4 separate regions of the Homo sapiens genome follow, and regions 1, 3 and 4 are each linked to region 2. The links are chromatin contacts, found by Hi-C or POLR2A ChIA-PET in ENCODE. All regions are on one chromosome and are shown on one strand. Each heading gives the region's core, a stretch centred on a gene start or an enhancer-like site at or near the end of the contact. The rest is flanking DNA. Distances are from core to core; before and after follow the strand shown.

The links. A loop is a pair of places that touch in the nucleus more often than their neighbours do. ChIA-PET counts read pairs that join two places held with the same protein, here RNA polymerase II (POLR2A). Pooled maps may share reads with other maps.
Region 1: a map of GM12878 shows a loop between it and region 2 (3-fold over the local background). The contact joins the promoter of LAMP1 here to the promoter of TFDP1 in region 2. A Hi-C loop is called at or near these places in 2 of 168 maps with a recorded cell type or tissue (GM12878 and naive thymus-derived CD4-positive, alpha-beta T cell), 17 of 37 single-sample maps with no recorded cell type and 13 of 50 pooled maps. POLR2A ChIA-PET finds 5 or more read pairs at or near these places in 3 of 52 experiments (H1, HEK293 and WTC11).
Region 3: a pooled map shows a loop between it and region 2 (18-fold over the local background). The contact joins the promoter of F10-AS2 here to the promoter of TFDP1 in region 2. A Hi-C loop is called at or near these places in 7 of 50 pooled maps.
Region 4: a loop to region 2 is called in a pooled map, with 3 times the contacts of the local background. The contact joins the promoter of GAS6 here to the promoter of TFDP1 in region 2. A Hi-C loop is called at or near these places in 1 of 168 maps with a recorded cell type or tissue (mesothelial cell of epicardium) and 1 of 50 pooled maps. POLR2A ChIA-PET finds 5 or more read pairs at or near these places in 1 of 52 experiments (BJ).

What each region holds. Positions count from the first base shown.
Region 1 is chr13:113,295,136-113,299,944 of GRCh38, reverse strand. It overlaps LAMP1 (lysosomal associated membrane protein 1), which reads right to left and starts at 2,706. Exons shown (of 9, transcript NM_005561.4): 1 at 2,450-2,706. The coding sequence starts at 2,510. RefSeq lists an enhancer at 1,886-2,065 and a silencer at 2,296-2,575.
Region 2 is chr13:113,582,340-113,587,033 of GRCh38, reverse strand. TFDP1 (transcription factor Dp-1) reads right to left here and starts at 2,281. Exons shown (of 12, transcript NM_007111.5): 1 at 2,146-2,281; 2 at 1,185-1,260. The coding sequence starts at 1,196. RefSeq lists enhancers at 1-509, 2,487-3,458, 3,459-4,432 and silencers at 1,449-1,818, 2,189-2,518.
Region 3 is chr13:113,151,261-113,155,799 of GRCh38, reverse strand. It overlaps F10-AS2 (F10 antisense RNA 2), which reads left to right and starts at 1,814. Exons shown (of 3, transcript XM_011537532.4): 1 at 1,814-1,886; 2 at 2,030-2,656. The coding sequence starts at 1,814. LOC124903216 (a long non-coding RNA gene) reads right to left here and starts at 1,300. Exons shown (of 4, transcript XR_007063880.1): 1 at 935-1,300; 2 at 685-743. RefSeq lists a silencer at 1,384-1,433.
Region 4 is chr13:113,862,666-113,867,285 of GRCh38, reverse strand. It overlaps GAS6 (growth arrest specific 6), which reads left to right and starts at 3,210. Exons shown (of 15, transcript NM_000820.4): 1 at 3,210-3,453; 2 at 3,545-3,711. The coding sequence starts at 3,366. GAS6-DT (GAS6 divergent transcript) reads right to left here and starts at 3,109. Exons shown (of 2, transcript NR_044993.1): 1 at 2,991-3,109; 2 at 454-2,276. RefSeq lists silencers at 3,517-3,576, 3,597-3,656, 4,137-4,186 and an enhancer at 3,205-3,796.

The DNA of each region.
Region 1 (4,809 bases), core at 1,457-3,956, 290 kb after region 2:
GTGAAATCGCACATTAAAATAAACATTTTAAATATCTTTAAATGCAAGTTGTTAAAAGGCCTTTTTTAAAAGTTGGATTTTGGCTAGGCACGGTGGCTCATGGCTGTAATCCCAGCACTTTGGGAGTCTGAGGCAGGTGGATCACGAGGTCAGTTCGAGACCAGCCTGGCCAGCATGGTGAAACCCCATCTCTACTAAAACTACAAAAATTAGCCAGGCATGGTGGCGCGCACCTGTAGTCCCAGCTACTAGGGAGGCTGAGGCAGGAGAACTGCTTGAACACAAGAGGCGGAGGCTGCAGTGAACGGAGATCACGCCACTGCACTCCAGCCTGGGTGACAGAGTGAGACTCTGCCTCAAAAAAAAAAAAAAAAAATTCTTGGGCCAAGTACGGTGGCTCAAACCCGTACTCCCAGCACTTTGGGAGGCAGAGGGAGGCGGATCACGAGGTCGGGAGATCGAGACCAGTCTAACCAACATAGTTAAACCTAGTCTCTACCAAAAATACATAAATTAGCCTAGCATAGTGGCGGGTGCCTGTAATCCCAGCTACTCAGGAAGCTGAGGCAGAAGAATTGCTCGAACCCAGGAGGCAGAAGTTGTAGTGAGCCGAGGTTGTGCCACTGCACTCCAGCCTGGGCACAGAGCAACTCCGCCTCAAAAAAAAAAAGTTAAGATTGTAAACATAAAAGATATAATGGAACAGATCTTAGAAGACTGATTACACAAGCAATATTCCAATCACAATATTAGGGAGTTATGGATTTTTTCTCTTCATTTTTAAAGTTAATTTTTTTTTTGTTTTGAGACGGAGTCTCCCTCAGTTGCCCAGGCTGGAGTGCAGTGGCTTGATCTCAGCTCACTGCAACCTCTGCTTCCCGGGTTCAAGCAATTCTTCTGCCTCAGCCTACCAAGTAGCTGGGATTACAGGCGTGCGCCACCATGCCCAGCTAATTTTTGTATTTTTGTAGAGACCGGGTTTCGCCATATTGGCCAGGCTGGTCTCGAACTCCTGACGCCATGATCCATCTGCCTCGGCCACCCAAAGTGTTGGGATTAAAGGCGTGAGCCACTGCTCCCGGCCTGAAGTGAGTTTTTAAAACATGAAACAAAACATCAAAGTTATGAGGCTTGTGAGCATCTGTAACAAAGAACAATGCAGTTGCTGTGACATGACAAAACTTGTTTCTGCAACTCCTTTCATTAACTACACCTGACCCTGTCGCAGGAGCTGAGCAAGGCTTCAGGCTTACTATTGGAATAAGTTCATCTCTGTGGCTATTCAGGCAGTTCAAAGAATTCATTTTACACAACAGGCAAAACAAAAAAGGGAAGCCAAGATCCATTCACTCACAGTAACAGAGTTTTACAGCTGGATGGGACTGAGGGATTTAAAGAAGTCAAGGCAGATGTGTACAGGAGTGTATTTCTATATCTACTTAACTCACACACACTCCCCCAGCTTGATTCTACATCACCTTTCAGATCCTGGCATTTAAGATAATCTTCTCATATTACGGGGGAGGGCGGCGGGGGGAGGAGGTGAAAGAATAGTGTTGGCGGGGGGCAATCCGGACTGTCTTAAAGAGACAGCACACATCCTCTTATTAAGACAATAAATGAGAACGAAATTCACTAGTCAATACAATATTGAGCACCTACTGCCCATCTGAGCTCTATAAACTGACAGAAGAGAAGGGTGCTTCCCCACGTGTTCCCTGGTCCCGCATTTCGGCCTACAGGAACGGCGCTCTTTAAACTACTTACTAGACATGAACATTGCCACCGTGAGTCTGAGGCCAGCTTTCCCTCATCTTGTCTACTACGGAATCTTGTGAAATCCCAAAGATAACTTTAAAAATTATTTTAACATACATGTGAATTCACAATAACATAAATACACTCGCATCTCCTCCACACCGCTGAAAGAGGAGAAAGGTTCAAGTACAAAGGTGGGGAATGCTCGCACCGGCTTCTCCCTGTCCTGGGTGAAATCCATGTTGGGAAGAGCTTGATCTAGGTCACCCACCCGGGAGCTGAGACCACAGACGTCCCTGCCACCTTCGGCGGCGCAGCCTCGTCTAGATCTCACCGCCTCAACTTGCCAGGAAACTTAACGACCTGAAAGCACCAGACCGCCGAGCAAGCCATCGGAAGTTCCCTTTCGCACTCACCACCACAGAAAAACTGAGTTCAGTGAGACAGACCTTAGAGGAGCCAGGTCCTGGGATGAGACCTCCTGGTCCCCCAAGCACCTGCCATTGAGCTCCGCTCCGACCCTACGACCCCGAGAGAAACACCCGCCCGCGGGCAGAGCCGGCCGGGACCAGGAGCAGTGGGTGCGGGGCGACCCGCGGGACAACGACCCGGCAGTCCCCCGCCCTCAAGACCCAGGGACCTCGGCTCCGCCCGGTCCCGCCGCTCCCAGGCCCCGCCTCGACCCCCTCACCGAGCAGCAGCAACAGCAGTAGCAGCAGCAGGGGTCGCCGGGCGCTGCCGGGGGCCGCCATGGCGCGAGGCGGCCGGGTACGGTGCGGGGAGCGGGGGCGCGGGCGGCGGTTGGGCCGCGGACTGCCGGGCGCTGCGGTGGCGGGGCGCGGGCGCCAAGGGCTGGCGTTAGAGACAGCGGCGTTACCAGACGCAAGAGGCCCGGCCACTGCGACGCCGGCACGAAGAAGACACCGCGGCCGGCAGCGCTTGTCACGTGAGCTGCGCCGCGCCCGGGCGTCACGTGATCCCGCGGGTCTCGCGAGAGCGCGCGCGTCGAGCGCCGGCGGCTCGGCTCCCCGCAGGTGCGGCAGCTTCCAGCACCGCGCGCCCCCTCACGCGTGATGCAGGCCGACACGTGACCCGCAGCGGCACGTGACCCGCAGCGGCACGTGACCCTGGACCCACGTGACCCGGCCTGGTCCGGGGGACTGGGGCCGAGCCGAGGTCCTGAAACGGGAAGTGGGCTGGGTTCGCGGAAAAGGAAGAGGAAGAGTAGTGGCGGGAGAAAGTGAGGAAAGAGGAAGCCCGCGAGGGGAGAAAGGGCAGACGGATCGCGGACGCCCAGGCCTCCCTTCAGCCTGCGAGGCGTCCCAAACGCGGGCTCTTTATGGACAGGAGGGTGGTGTGGGTGGCAGCGCGGGTGACCGGCCGGGTGCGCGGCCAGGGATGGGCGAAGGGTTTGTCTTTTGGTGAGTGGGAAGCAAGTTCCTCACACAGGGAGGCCACTGTGCCCAAACTCTTGAGTGGTTTTAGGAAGGAAATAAGGGATCTGAAATGGGTCAGTGCGGCCTTCCGCTCGTTAATCGCGGGCTGAGGGAAGACGGCACCAGGCTGCCCAAGGTGAAGGTGAAGGTGCGATGGCGATACTCTTTGGCTTACAGAAAGTTCCTGTCGAGCACTTTGTTTTTTTTTTTGAGACGGAGTCTCGCTCTGTCGCCCAGGCTGGAGTGCAGTGGCGCGATCTCGGCTCGCTGTAACCTCCGCCTCCCGGGTTCAAGCGATTCTCTTGCCTCAGCCTCCCAAGTAGCTGGGATTACAGGCGTGCGCCACCACGCCCGGCTGATTTTGTATGTTGAGTAGAGACGGGGTTTCACCAGTTGGCCAGGCTGGTCTCGAACTCCTGACCTCAAGCAATCCACCCGCCTCGGCCTCCCAAAGTGCTGAGATTACAGCCCTGAGCCACGGCGCCTGGCTCCTGCATTTTAGAAGTCTGAAGATGCTCTGTTTTTTGGCTTGTCATCATATAGGATTTATGGCCTTTTGTTAAAATACTATTTAATTAAGGCCCCTACGCTACTGCTTTGTATAAAGCACCCGTCGCATAAGTACCTACATCTTAGAAAAAGATTTAATCTTACATTTCAAAAGGCATCATAGCAACGGGGACTGGATGTGCACCTAGTTAATAGAGACAGCACTCAGCCAGATAAAGACAGGACCAGGCACTCACTATCAGTCCTCACCAGAGGACTGTGACCTTAAAAAGGGCGGGATTTGACCAATTCAACACTGGCATTTTGATAGACCCCACCTTGCTGTCACTTGTGCTTAGCACCCTGCATCTGCTGCCTAAGGATCTGCTCACATCAAGGACTTCCTTGGAAGACAATGACTTCTGTCTGGATCAGGCTGGAATACACTCCTTGTTCCCGTCATTGCTTTCCTTGGATTGATCCATTAACCCCTTTTCCTATCCTCTTTCTCTTGATGTCCAATGTTACTTTGTTTGATGGGGAATGTTTAAACCATAGCGTTTGTATTTTAAGTACACTATGATGTATAGTTTGCAGTATTGACTGACACGTGGACTGGCTTGAGCCTTTGCCCATGGCTCTACCAAGTTAACAAGTAGTACTGAAGGGAATTGTCTCGAGGCAACTCCTCGTAGCTCGTGGCTTTTATAATTGAAATAGCATCAATATATTCCCACCCTGTGGAAAGACATAAACGTGTGTGGACCTGGTTATGTCTGACCTTGTGCTGTTCACAACATGCCTTGAGAGAGAAATACTTCTGAACTGAGGCCTCTCACACGATGGGTACAGCAAGTGCTAATAAACTTCTGCTTGTTTCTCCTGTTGCTCTGAATTTTGTTTTCAGGAGAATGTCTCAACTAATAAAGAGAGAAAGAAGAGAAATTATATTTTCTCCCCTGCAGTGGAATGAGACAATTACGCGAAACTCTGGAGGTTTAAATTCGGGGACTCCTCTGATCCACTGCTTCTTAAGGAGGCTAGAAGTAGGGTTTAGAAAGTAGGAGAGGTGTTTGAACAAGCATACTGAATATTACAGTTTTATGGTGCAAAACAAAAACCTGCT
Region 2 (4,694 bases), core at 1,032-3,531:
AACCGAGGCCCTGGGTCCAGCTCCTCACCATGAGGAGATGTAATGAACATGGCTTGCGCGCTGAGCACATGCCCACATCTGGCATTCTGAGTGCATGCCCGCACGAGGTCAGGGCATGGTACGGACAAGCACAGTGGAGAGGATAAAAGTAGTCTCGCAGCACAGCCAGATATGACTTCAAAAACTCACACTGGGTCCACCTGGGTGCTCACACACCCTCTCTAAAGGGGACCCCAGTGCTTGAAGGCAGGGATGCCGTGTGACATGCCTGGTCGCAGGTCAGGGAGGGCAGACACCCCAAAAGGCCTCGCAGGGACCACTGAAACCTCTGCGCCAACGGAGAGGGCTCCACACTCTGGACGCATTTTCGCTACAGATGTATCTCAGGCAGAGGCAGCATGTGCGGACTCTTTCCAACTCTGTGCGGTAAGTAGGTAAACACATCAACAGCACCTTTCACTCAGTTACAAAACGATGCACGGTGGGAAACACTAAAGAATCCAGCTGGTGTTTCAGTGACTGACATAACCAAGCACGGTAAAGAACCGCACACCAATAAAATAGACTAAATTTCTGGCTTTAAAAAATTTTCAAAATATTCTATAGTTTCATGACAACTGCAAAGCAGGCTAAGTAGCATTTTTTACCAGATTTCATAAATCAGGAAATCTCATCCTTCTGAGAAAAAAAGTGGCCAAAACAAGTCCTTAGCTCTTGGTCCACCCAAGTGGAATTAACTTCCTCTGTAGGAAGACAGGTGCCAGCAGGTGGCTACAGCCTGAGCCCTGAGCCTGGCCCCCGTCCAGCGTCTCATGTGGAAGCCCCCCAAGAAATGCAGGATTCGCTGCGGTGCTGCAACACCCTCCACCTCAATTTAATTAAGGCGTTTATTTAAAATTATCAATTAACACAGTCGGTAAAGATAAGGAAAAAGTCAGAAGGCACCACCCCATCACCACCCAACTGCAGTGTGGTATCCAAGGCCACAACTTGTGGGTGGTGACCGCAGCTTCAGAGATCAGATCCTTCCATCTTTCACCTTCATCCCGCTTCAGACGCTTTAAAAGTCTGAAAATAAACACTACTGTAGCTTATGTGTTGTCATTCTGAAATAAAGGCAGAGAACTACAAAGAATTTAGTGCGAGGCAAACATTCGTGTGCAGCATGAAGCAAACATACTTACATCTTTTGCCATGTTACCAGATCCGGGAAATCAATGCTACAAATGTTCACCTTCCCAGAGAAGAAAAATGATTTTTCTGGTAAAAAAAAAAAAAAAAGTAAGGAAAAACAAGAAATAAGTAAGAATGAAAAACGAAGTTTAAAAAATAACACATCTCAAAGGAAACGCGGACCTTCCTTCCCAAAGGCACCCTCCATCCTGAGAGCGGAGCTGGCCAAACCGACTCCCACACTCAGGATTTTCAGTCGCCTCGCCAGACGGAAATGCCCCCTGCGGAAAAGTGGCCCGCGGGCCCGCAGGGTCACCACCACTACCCCCAGGTCCCCGACGGCCCGCCCAGCGGCCGAGGGTGGGGCCGAGCCCCAGGAGCCAGGGCGCAGCGCCTCCCTCCCGCCGCTGCAGGGGGGTGCCCCACCACCCACCTGGGCACAGCCCCGGGGTCCCGGCGCAACGTGCAGGCTCGCGGCGTCCACCCCAGACCCCGGCGGCGCCCGCCCGGCTGACCGGTAACTCTGACAGGTGGGCTTCCGGGGTCCGCGCCGCGCGCCTGTCACTAGGCCTCGGGCCGCCTCCGCACGAGGCGCCTCCCGCGCGCGCCGGAACCGGGTCCCCGCGGGCCGCCGTGGGGCGGCCTCCCCTCCCCCGCCCTGCGCGCTCCGGCCGACCCTGGCCCCAGCCCCGGCCCCGGCCCCGGCCCCACCTCCAGCGTGGGGCGCGGACGCTGCTGTCGGCCGGGAGGGCCGGGCCCGGGACCCCCGCCCCGCGGTCACCTGGGGAGCCCCTACCAGCGCCGAGCGCGCGGGGTCCCCGAGGCACAGGAGCGCGCAGGGCGCGGGAGGGCGCGGGTCGGGGCCGCGCGGCGCCTACACGCGGCCGGGGCAAGGGATGGGGTGGCCGGGGGTCCCGCCCGCACCCCCGGCTCCCGCCCGCGGCTCCCGCGGCATCCCCTGCCCACCCGCACCTGGCTGCCCGGTCCGGCCGCGCGGGCGGGGACGCGGAGAGGGCGCGGTGCGGAGCGCGGGGCGGCGCGGAGAGGCGCGGGCTGGGGCCGGGCCGGGCGGTCCCGGCCGTGGCGGGGTCCCTGCCCTGGGCCGAGTGGCGCCGGGACGCGGGGCTCACCCTGGCCGAGCGTCGGGCCGGCGTGACGTGCGCGCGGCGCGGTGACGTGGGCGGCGGCGGGCCCGCTCCGCGCAGCGCGCCTGCGCGCCTTTTCGCGCCTTCGGCGCCCTCCTCCTCCTCTTCTGCTGCTCCTCGGTCTCCCGCTCCTCCCGCCAGTGCTGCGCGCCCTGGGAGAGCGGGGAGGGGCTGTGCGCGCGTGTCCGTGTGTGCGCGTGCGCGTGCGGAGATGTAGCTGGGGCCTGCGCCGGGACGGGCAGTGCGCGCGCGCGGCGTGCGCTCGGCGGCCAAGGGACTGTGTTTGTGCGCGCCTCTGACTGTGTGTGTCCGGAGAGAGAGGTGGCCGGCTGTGTGCAAGAGTGTGTGTGCACATGGGGGAGCGGGGCCGGCTATGTGCACGAGTGTGTGTGCATGTGGGGGAGCGGGAGCTGGTGTGTGCACGTGGGGGAGCGGGGCCGGCTGTGTGCAAGAGTGTGTGTGCACGTGGGGGAGCAGGGACTAGTGTGTGCACTAGTGCATGTGCACGTGAGGGAGCGGGGACTGGTGTGTGCACTAGTGTGTGTGCATGTGAGGGAGCGGGGACTGGTGTGTGCACTCGTGTGTGTGCATGTGAGGGAGCGGGGACTGGTGTGTGCACTCGTGTGTGTGCATGTGAGGGAGCGGGGACTGGTGTGTGCACTCGTGTGTGTGCATGTGAGGGAGCGGGGACTGGTGTGTGCACTCGTGTGTGTGCATGTGAGGGAGCGGGGACTGGTGTGTGCACTCGTGTGTGTGCATGTGAGGGAGCGGGGACTGGTGTGTGCACTAGTGTGTGCATGTGAGGGAGCGGGGACTGGTGTGTGCACTAGTGTGTGCATGTGAGGGAGCGGGGACTGGTGTGTGCACTAGTGTGTGCATGTGAGGGAGCGGGGACTGGTGTGTGCACTCGTGTGTGTGCATGTGAGGGAGCGGGGACTGGTGTGTGCACTAGTGTGTGTGCATGTGAGGGAGCGGGGACTGGTGTGTGCACTAGTGTGTGTGCATGTGAGGGAGCGGGGACTGGTGTGTGCACTAGTGTGTGTGCACATGGGGCAGCAGGTAGGGGGCCGGGTATGTCAGGATGTGTGTTTGTGTGCAGGGAGCAGAGAGTGCCGGCTGTGTGCGCGAGTGTGGGGGGGGGAGCAGGGACTAGTGTGTGCAGGAGTGTGTGTGCACTTGGAAGAGCGGGGCCGGGTGTGTGCTTGAGTGTGTGTGCTCAAAGAGGAGAGCCAGCTGTGTGTGCGCCTGTATGCACGGAGGAGAGGGGGCCGCTTGTGTGCACGAGTGTGTGTGCACATAAAGGGCCGACTGTGTGTGGGGCTGTGCATGTATGGAGAGCAGGTGTGTGCATAGACGTGTGTATGTGGACACACGGAGGAGAGCAGGTGTGTGTGCGTGCGTGGCACAGAGGCCTCTGCCTCTGCTGGACCCGGTGGCCTCCAAGCCCACGACGGGCCTCCGCCCAGATTCCCAACAATTCTGGGCGTCCTCGGTGCCCACCGGACGCAGCCTGGCCCGGGACTCGGGAGGGAAAGCAGGGACAGGAAAACTCCAGAAACAGTTTCATTGCATGGTGAGCCTGGTGGTCCCGGAGTCTTGGAGACTTAATCCACCCTGGAGGGCCCCGCCGCTAGGGCCAGGCCCGAGCACCCCAGCCAAGGGCGGGCTAGGCCAGAGAAGAGTCCGAAGTTCAGGGCCACAGCAGGCGGCAGAGGCTGGTGCGCGCCGAGGGTAAGGAACATCTACAGAGGACTTGAGGAGCTGACCAAAGGCCTCTCTGCCTGTGCGGTGTATTATTACATGACAGCCCACTTTGCACGTTTTATGCTGATTTTGGCCACTCCTGCCCCTCAGGCAACGCCGCACCCCCTAAAGCTCTGGTCACTTGGCTTAAACTGCTTACAAGTTAGCACCCGTTTCTTCTTTGAAGACTACCAGAAACGCTCACTTTCTGCGAGCTGGTTCACACAAATAGATACTTAGAGAACACTGATGTTCCTCAAATGGCCCTATCTTCCTAGGTCCGTTCCTTCTGTTTCACAGGGATTCTTTATGTGTTCCTAAATGTCAGTATTTGAGCCCTGATGGCAACAGTGACACCCTCCCAGCCTCTGGGGACTTCTCCCTGAGACCTGGGGGCTCCAGTTAGGAGGATACACACGTAGGGTCCAAAATTGGGGTCTTAAACGTCTTCCCCACAAATTCAGGATTCTGATAATTCAACAATGTTTATATGGCTGATAACTAATATTATTCAAAGAAGTTTCTGCACAAAAATCACTGTACTGAGATACTCCGAACGCGCACGAGGCACTGCGGCAATGAATGCTCACGGTGCTCTGTGTGGCTTAGGAAAAGGGCAAAAAGTTACTCCCT
Region 3 (4,539 bases), core at 565-3,064, 430 kb after region 2:
CAACATTGGGACACTTTTTCCATTGACTGGTTTACTTTCCTTCTGTATACCTGAGGAGAATCTTCCTTCCTTTGGGGTCTTTGTCGTGTCCTTCAGATGTTGGGGTGTCCTCTGTGGGGGTCCCCAGCTTAAATCAACTGACCCCACAACTTTGTGTGGAACCTGAAATGAGCAGCCTATGGAGAACCTGGTCATTGAATACTTAGATCTTGCCGCAGTCCCTATTTAAATACCTGTTCAATCAACTCTGGGACCTATGTTTTAGATTTCAACATCTCTGAATTGGCCTGTTCCCTACAGCCAATGTTCTAATGTCAGCCTGGACAAGGCCGAGTTCTTCCTGAAAGGGGTTGTGCTTTATGTTGCCCCCTGGGGGCACTGCCACTTTGCAATCCCTTTAAATACATTTTTTTGTGTGAGTTTTGGGAGCCCATGTGAATAGTGTAAATGTATTGCAAAGCTGGTTCCTGGCTGGCCTGTGGTTTAGATTATCTGAGCTTCCCCCTCTTGCCTCCAGGCTGAGCTGACCCACAGCTAATTTGGGTATATGCTCTTTCTTTCAGGTTCATCAATAATGGTGCGTCTTAGATTCACAGAGTAGAGTGTGGTCTAGTCCACTTTGTGGTGCTGTAACAGGATATCTGAGACTGGGTAATTTATAAAGAACAGAAATTTATTTCTTACAGTTCTGGAGGCTGGGACATCAAAGGTCCAGGGGCCCCCATCTGGCGAGGGCCTTCTTGCTGCGTCATCCCATGGTGGAAGGTGGATGCGCGTGAGAGAGAGAGAGAGAGAGAGAGAGAGAGAGAGAAAGGGGAGAGAGGAAGGGGGCCAAACTCATCCTTTTATTCCAAAATAACGAACCCACTCCTACAATAGTGGTATCAATTCATTCACGTGGGCTCTGACAATGAATGCGTCTTAAAGGTCCCACCTCTCAACACTGTTGCCTTGGGATTAAGTTTCCAACACGTGCACTATAGGGACACATTCAAACCACAGCATGCTGCATCCTCTGATGTCCACATTGTGGATGGAGGTGGCAGCTTATCACCTGGAGCTCCTGAAGAAATTAAAGAGGAGACACATGGTGACGCAGCCCACAGCCTGGCGTTTTTAGCATCTCAGAAGCACTGACAGGGACCCGCAAGCTTATGAGAAACTGTTCAACTCATTGGGCTTCCTCAGAGCTTGGGAGACCATTAATGTGGAAGACACTATCTGGACATGTTTCTCTTTTTTCCACCTGTCTAGATTTTCTTTCAGGATCGGGGAGACTTCTGGAGTAGAAAAGCCACTCCAGAACCCTTCCTCCTCCTCCCCCACACCCCGCCTCATGAGCGGCTGCCCTCCGCGTGGCATGGAGTCCCCGCGTCCACTCAGAACCCTTCCTCCTCCTCCCCCGCGCCCCGCCTCCCCCGCGCCCCGCCTCCCCCGCGCCCCGCCTCCCCCGCGCCCCGCCTCCCCCGCGCCCCGCCTCCCCCGCGCCCCGCCTCCCCCGCGCCCTGCGTCACGTGCCCCTGCCCTCCCCGACGCCCCGCCCCCCACGCCCCTCCTCCCCCACGGCCCGCCCCCCCACGCCCCTCCTCCCCCACGGCCCGCCCCCCCACGCCCCTCCTCCCCCGCGCCCCGCCTCCCCCGCGCCCCGCCTCCCCCACGCCCTGCGTCACGTGCCCCTGCCCTCCCCCACGCCCCGCCCCCCACGCCCCGCCCCCACGCCCCGCCTCCCCCACGCCCCGCCCCCCGCGCCCCGCCTCCTCCACGCCCCGCCTCCCCCACGCCCTGCGTCACGTGCCCCTGCCCTCCGCGCAGCATGGAGTCCCTGCGTCCCGGCTCCACGGTGCGGGAGTCCTCCGTGGTGGCTGAATTCGCCTTTCAGGCCCTATGTTCAGGATTTGTGATCTGGGTTTTAAAAACATTTTTTAGAAGTCATTGGTAATTAAAAACAATAAGTTTTTTATTGTGGTAAAATAGACATACAGTTTACCGCAGGAATCTTTTTTTAAGCGTACAGTTGGCTGACCCTGAGTGAATTCGCTGTTGATAATCTGCTTCTCCCTGAGCTGCTGTCGCCCACACTCGCCGCTGGCCGTGCTTGTTTTTCTCCTGGAACTGGGGCCGGTGTCCCTGTTGACCTTGTCCCGGGTAGCTGAGCCCAGGGGACTCTCCTTCCTAGGGTTACCGCTCAGTATCAGCACAGCCACAACGTCCAGCCAGGGAGGGCATCCGAGGCCCTCAGCACCCACCCCGGGGGTCCGGCCCGCGTCAGGCTGCGAGTTCCCGAGTCCCTGGACCCAGCTGTGCCTGCTGGGGTCAGCGCAGTCTGTGAGCCTCGACCCCCAGCTCCCAGCAAGGCCTCCCAGCAAGGCCTGTCGGAACCCAGCGGAGACCGGCGGCTGGGGCTTGTCCTCGAGCGGGGGCGCAGGACACGGGGCGCGGGGCTCCTGCCCTTGCAGCGTCCTGTCAGGATGGACGACCCAAGCCAGACGGCGCTCCCTCCCGCCACACCTGGCCGTACTGGCCTCCAGCCATGCCGGTGCTGCCGAGGCCCCCGTGTGGGACAGGCCCCCGCTCCCGCCCGTCCTCCTGGCTGCATCTGCACCCGCCCGTACCCGCACCGGGCCTCACTGGCCCCTTCTCAGACCGGCACAGCCAGGTAGGTCCTCCCTAAGCACCACAGGTCGGGGCGGCTGGGCGTTTTGTAAGGACAAACTGCGACCGTGAACCCCGGGACGGCTCAGCACCCAGGCAGCGCGGCCTCTGAACGCTGTCTGCGGACTCGTCTCTCCTCCCCACTGGCCCGGCCACACGTCCATCCAGCCCCGCTGTCTCCCTCTTTCTGTGTCTGTCTCTCCGCCCTCTTTGTGTCTTGGTGTCTCCTCTCTCTCTCCCTCTCCCTGTCTGTCTCTCAGCATCTCTCTCTGTCTCTGTCTCCTGTGTCTCACTGTGTCTTTCTCTGTGTCTCCATGTCTCTGTTTCTCTCTTGTTCTATTCTCAATTTTTTTGTTTGTTTTTTACCTGGACTTACTCCCTCCCCTCTGTTTCTCTTTCTCTGTCTCTCTCTTTCTCTTTGTCTCTGTCTCTCTCTTTCTCTCTGTCTCTGTCTCTCTCTTTCTCTCTGTCTCTGTCTCTCTCTTTCTCTCTGTCTCTGTCTCTCTCTTTCTCTCTGTCTCTGTCTCTCTTTCTTTTTGTCTCTCTGGCTCTGCCTCTCTCCCTCTCCCCTCGCCCCCGCTGAGCGCTGTCTGACGGGAACCCCCAGCAGTCTCCCTCGCTCTCCTGGCAGCCTGCAGACTCCTCTGGTCTCACTGACTGCAGAGTCACTGGCTGTTTCTGGTCTTTGCTGACGCTGACGTTTTTTAAGAGTCTATGGTTTCCTCCATCTGGACTTGCCTGACTCAGGATCGGGCTCTGCTTAGACAGTGTTTTGGCAGCCCCCTGCCTTCGGCTCAGGAGGAGGCTGGGTCCCCAGGTTTTGCCACGCTAAAGGCATGCTTTCCTGGCATAGTTAACAGGCCAGTTCTGAGGTGATCCTCTGAGTCTCGAGGGTGTCCAGTTTCTCAGTGCCCTTCCACCAAGGTGGGGTCTTCATGGCGGGCGCTTGCCCACATCAGTGGCTACCCCGTGGCTGTGGAGTGGGGTCCTTCTAAACGGGAGCTTAACCCCCAGCCCTGCTGAGATGGCTCCATGACAGTGATGGTGGGGCCGAGGTCTGCCGTCCACCAGCTGTCCTGGCTGAAGCTCTCATTCCTGCTTCCTCTTCCTCACAGCCTGGGCTGCGTGTTCCCAGACGGCAGGCCCATCTCCCCATCCAAGCGCAGCTCTGGACCCACACAGGCTGGTCTCCCAGCACCCACAAGGGCCTCCCTGCCCCACCAGGCCCCCGACACCCGCTCTCACCTTCGTCCTCCAGAGGTGGACGCCCCAAAGCTCCCCTTCCTGCTCAGGGGGAGGGGAGGTGTCACTGGGGGAGGCGATGGGGCTGCTGCAGGTTCTCTCTCCCTCACTCTCAGGCGGAATCACTTCTCCCACCTTCGCTCCCCACCGTGACCTCCTGCTGCTCTCGGTCCTCAGGGTCTCACCTCTGTTCTCTCTCCCTCACTCTCAGGCGGAATCACTTTTCCCATCTTTACTCCCCACCGTGACCTCCTGCTGCTCTCGGTCCTCAGGGTCTCACCTCTGTTCTCTCTCCCTCACTCTCAGGCGGAATCACTTTTCCCATCTTTACTCCCCACCGTGACCTCCTGCTGCTCTCGGTCCTCAGGGTCTCACCTCTGTTCTCTCTCCCTCACTCTCAGGCGGAATCACTTTTCCCATCTTTACTCCCCACCGTGACCTCCTGCTGCTCACAGTCCTCAGGGTCTCACCTGGGTTCTCTCTCCCTCAGTCTCAGGCGGAATCACTTTTCCCGTTTTTGCTCCCCACCATGACCTCCTGCTGCTCTCGGTCCTCAGGGTCTCACCTCGCACAAACAGCCGCTTCAGTTATTTCCCGAAACAGAGCTGGGCCTCCCTCAGGGAATTCTGGGGGTCTCAGATCACA
Region 4 (4,620 bases), core at 1,961-4,460, 280 kb before region 2:
ATCTTTTCCCCACCTTTCCCCCCTTTCTATTCCCCAAAACCGCCATTGTCATCATGGCCCGTTCTCAATGAGCTGTTGGGTACACCTCCCAGACGGGGTGGTGGTCGGGCAGAGGGCCTCCTCACTTCCCAGTAGGGGCGGCCGGGCAGAGGTGCCCCTCACCTCCCGGACGGGGCGGCTGGCCGGGCGGGGGGCTGACCCCCCCACCTCCCTCCCGGACGGGGCGGCTAAAAATTTTTAAAGTGACCACAGAAAGTATGGGTGGGGATGTGGAGCAACTGGGACCCTCATGCATTGATGGTGAAAATGAAAAACAGTATAACCACTTTGAAAAACAGTTTAAAAAGTTAAACAAATACCTACTATGGGATCCAGACACTCTGCTCCTAGATATTTCCCCAAGAGAAATGGAAGCACGTGTGCACACAATGTCCACACGATGGACACACACATGAATGCCTACAGCAGCTTTATTTGTGATAGTAAAAATTTAGAAGCAAGTATAATGTCCCTCAACAGGTGAATGATAAACAAATTGTGTTATATCCATACAGTGGAATACTACTGAGCAATAAAAAGGAATACACCTGCAACAAGATAGATGATTCTGAAAATAAATATGTTAAGTGAAAAAAACAGACAAAAAAGTGTACATACAGTATAATTCTTTTTATATAAAAGTCTAGAAAATACAAACAAATCTATAGTGATAGAAAGTTGGTCAGCGGTTTTTGCATAGAAACTGGGATGTGGGGTAGGGTGGGGACATTTAGGAGGGAGGAATTACCAAAGGGCATGAGAACACTTTTTTGGGTGATGGATATGTTCCCTAACTTGATTGTGATGATGGCTTCACAGGTGTACACAGCTTTCCACCTCATGGCCACAGACCGGTTAACCATCCATATAAAACATCCATTGCCCTGGGTCCAACCTCCTGCCCCCTGTGGAGGTGAACTGTCTACTTCACCATTGATATTTCAGGTTGTATGATATAGTGCCTGACAACTCTCCATTTTTGGAACACATCCAAATTGTTTCTTATTCATTTTCCATTTCTGCCTTCGAACGAATTTCCTGCACTGGTAACTAGGTGAAGAATTTTGGAGTTATCTGGGGTAATGGAGACATCCTCCATTGCACCGCATATTTGCTTTCTGTATTCCCCAGTTATAGAAATCAAAACGAGCAGTTGTATGTGAATGCATTGTATCAAACCAAGTCTCTAGATGATAGGAGGCATTGTCATTACTAGGATAGTAACTCAGTAGAAAGAGTGAATTGAGAATATGAGGAATGAGAGTGGGGTCCAGACTAAAAGGAGGCCAGGGGTCCTGAACTGCCCCATCCAACTGAGTTCATTCTGATACCTACTGATCTGAAGCAGCAGGTCCACGCCCAGGTGCAGATTGTCCCAGATGAACAGGCAGAGGCTAGAGATGCTCATTCCTAAAGGGATCAAATAATTCTGAGAATGGCAAGAACTCCATTAACTCTCTTCTCCAAAACTACAAAAATGTGCAGAAAATACGAACAATTTTTAGGAGCTTACACTCTTTGAAGTTTATCCATGGGCTGCTGGAACCCTTAGGAAATAATAGCTAGAAGTGCCTCAGACACTGCCTGGCACACAGCAGGTGCTCAATGAATTACACTGCCTGGCACATAGTAGGTGCTCAATGAATTGTCTGATGAAGTGATTAAGGAGCCTTGTAAATACTGATTAAAACATGTATCACCCCATCCAATTTTTCAAACCAGTGCTTCTCAAGAACAAGCAGGAAAATTAATGTAATATTGTTTTGAAGTAGCCGTGGTGGTTTCGGGGCAGAAGCCCAGGGGTACTCCTTACTCCGCCTGCTCCAGTAACTAGCTGACATGGAAGTGCCTCGTCATTCTGGTTCAGACACAGGTGCAGATAGATGACTTCTCTATCCCACTTTAATTCTCCTTGAAGATCATTCCCAGGGACATTCATTTGCTTAAATTAACATGCTCGGCCAGGCGCGGTGGCTCACACCTGTAATCCCAGCACTTTGGGAGGCCCAGGCGGGCGGATCACGAGGTCAGGAGATTGAGATCATCCTGGCTAACACGGTGAAACCCCGTCTCTACTAAAAATAAAAAAAATCAGCCGGGCGTGGTGGCGGGCGCCTGTGGTCCCAGCTACTCGGGAGGCTGAGGCAGGAGAATGGCGTGAACCCGGGAGGCGGAGCTTGCAGTGAGCAGAGATCACGCCACTGCACCCCAGCCTGGGCAACATAGCGAGACTCCGTCTGAAAACAAACAAACAACAACAACAAAAATTCATGCTCATAATCCCACTTTCAAACCAGTGACCTCAAAGATTTCTAGCAGCAATCCTATTCCATTCTTCCAATTACAGAAAGCAAAGAGAAACTGGATCTGGGGATCTAAGCGTTGAGCCTGCTGAGCAGAACGGCCATTCATTTGGGGTGAGGTGCTGACTCACTGCCCCTCTACATTGCATTTTGGGGTGTGGGGATTTCCAGAGCAGGATTCTCCAGAGAGGAGTATCCAAGCTCCCTCCTCCCGCAGCAGGGGGATGCTGGGCTAACTGCCTGGTTCGGTCCCCCGTGAGTGGTCTGCTGTGTTTTGGTTCTGTTTGTTTGTGTGTGTTTTGCCTATGACTTTGCGAAATATTCCAAGACAAGAGCCAGAAAGTCTTGGTCTCTGAAGACAAGCACAATGTTGCTTTCAGCTTAAATATCTACTGGGAAACCTCAAGATTTTTAATGTCATCATTATGAAAAACAGAGATTATAAAAGGAAACCGTCGCATTTCACTCGCTGGCCCCCAGTGGGATTGGATCTGACCTCAGTGTATCTTTTCTTTGGTAGGTTTTAAGTCTTGACAAAATGTGCCTAAGAATGAAGACTCCAAAAAGGATGCAGTAGATTCGGGGGGAGTGGGGGTTGGAAAGAGGCTTAAATCTTCACATGACACCTGGAATATGGTCAAAATGTACCTGCTCAAGTTGAACCAGGTATTGCGTCCTCCTTTTACCCCATCGCTAGTGAAGACAACCACCGCCTGGGGAGACGCTCCTTTTCCGAAACACTCGAGTCCCGCCGCGTCCCGGACGCTCCGCTTTCCCCGCGCCCGGATCCTCCCGGGAACCCGCGCCCCGCCCGCGCGCTGGTCCCGCCCCCGCCGCCTCCCCGCGCGCAGCCGCCCGAACACGCCCAGACCGAGCGCTTGAGGTGCCGCAGCCGCCGCCGCCGCCGCCGCCGCGATGTGACCTTCAGGGCCGCCAGGACGGGATGACCGGAGCCTCCGCCCCGCGGCGCCCGCGGCTCGCCTCGGCCTCCCGGGCGCTCTGACCGCGCGTCCCCGGCCCGCCATGGCCCCTTCGCTCTCGCCCGGGCCCGCCGCCCTGCGCCGCGCGCCGCAGCTGCTGCTGCTGCTGCTGGCCGCGGAGTGCGCGCTTGGTGAGTCCCGCGGGCCCGAGACCCCGTCCCCGGGCGGCGGGAGGAGGCTCCGGGCGCGGCTTGACGCGTCCCCCTCTCTCCCTCCGGGCAGCCGCGCTGTTGCCGGCGCGCGAGGCCACGCAGTTCCTGCGGCCCAGGCAGCGCCGCGCCTTTCAGGTCTTCGAGGAGGCCAAGCAGGGCCACCTGGAGAGGGAGTGCGTGGAGGAGCTGTGCAGCCGCGAGGAGGCGCGGGAGGTGTTCGAGAACGACCCCGAGACGGTGAGCAGCCGGCGGGCGGGATGCGGGGGAACCCCTGGCGCCCGCGCGCCTCCAACCGCTCCCGAGAGGCAGCGCTGCTGCCGCCCCCCAGCTCCGCGCGGCGAGGCCTGGCCTCAGGGTCCCAGGAGCCCCGGCCCGCCCCGCGTCCCCCACGCCCATCCCCCGGCGACCCCGGGATCCCCGCGCAGGCCGGTGAGACGCTGCGGGGCTGTCCGGGAAACGCTCGCTGTCAGACGCCTCCCCGCGGGGAAGCCGGGAGTCCGTTTCCAAAGTGCGAGAGAAACACAATGGTTAAAACCCAAACCGCTTCCCCGCGGCCCTCCCTCTGCTGGGCTGGAGGTGAGGAACCCCCGGGCCGCGCCTCGTCCTCCTGAGAGGGGTGGAGAGCAGTCCCCTCCCGAAAGAGGAATTGAAAGGGCCGAGGGCGGGAACTGCTTGCGGCAGCAGGTCCAAAAATAAGATTCCAGGAATCGAGCGGGGCCGCATGCGGGAGGGGAGGGCGGCTCCGCGGCCCCGTTCTGCCAGGTGCTCTCCTGGAGGCAGCGGGTGCTTTCAGGAGCCCGACGGTGCTGGCCCCGGCACCTCGGTTAGGAATGTCCTTGGAGAAGGCGGGGCGCCCGGGGCCGCCTCCCGCAGGAGCCGCCGTGTGAGGACGGCCTGGCCACTCTATCCTGCGGGCTCGGGAGCGGGTGACTTTGGAAAGTCCGAGAAGGTGTGGATTCCCGTTGACGTCCCTCCCGCCCTGAAGTCAGGGTGATTTCATAGCGAAGTTTTCCGTTCTGCTGGAATGTTCCTTTTAAAGAATTCTCCTGGGGTGGAATAAATGTCACCCGGGATGAAAGAGTGGTTCTGGATGAACCATGGAGGCCTGTTTCCGCTTACATTTCTAGTGGTTGACTTGACCCCTCT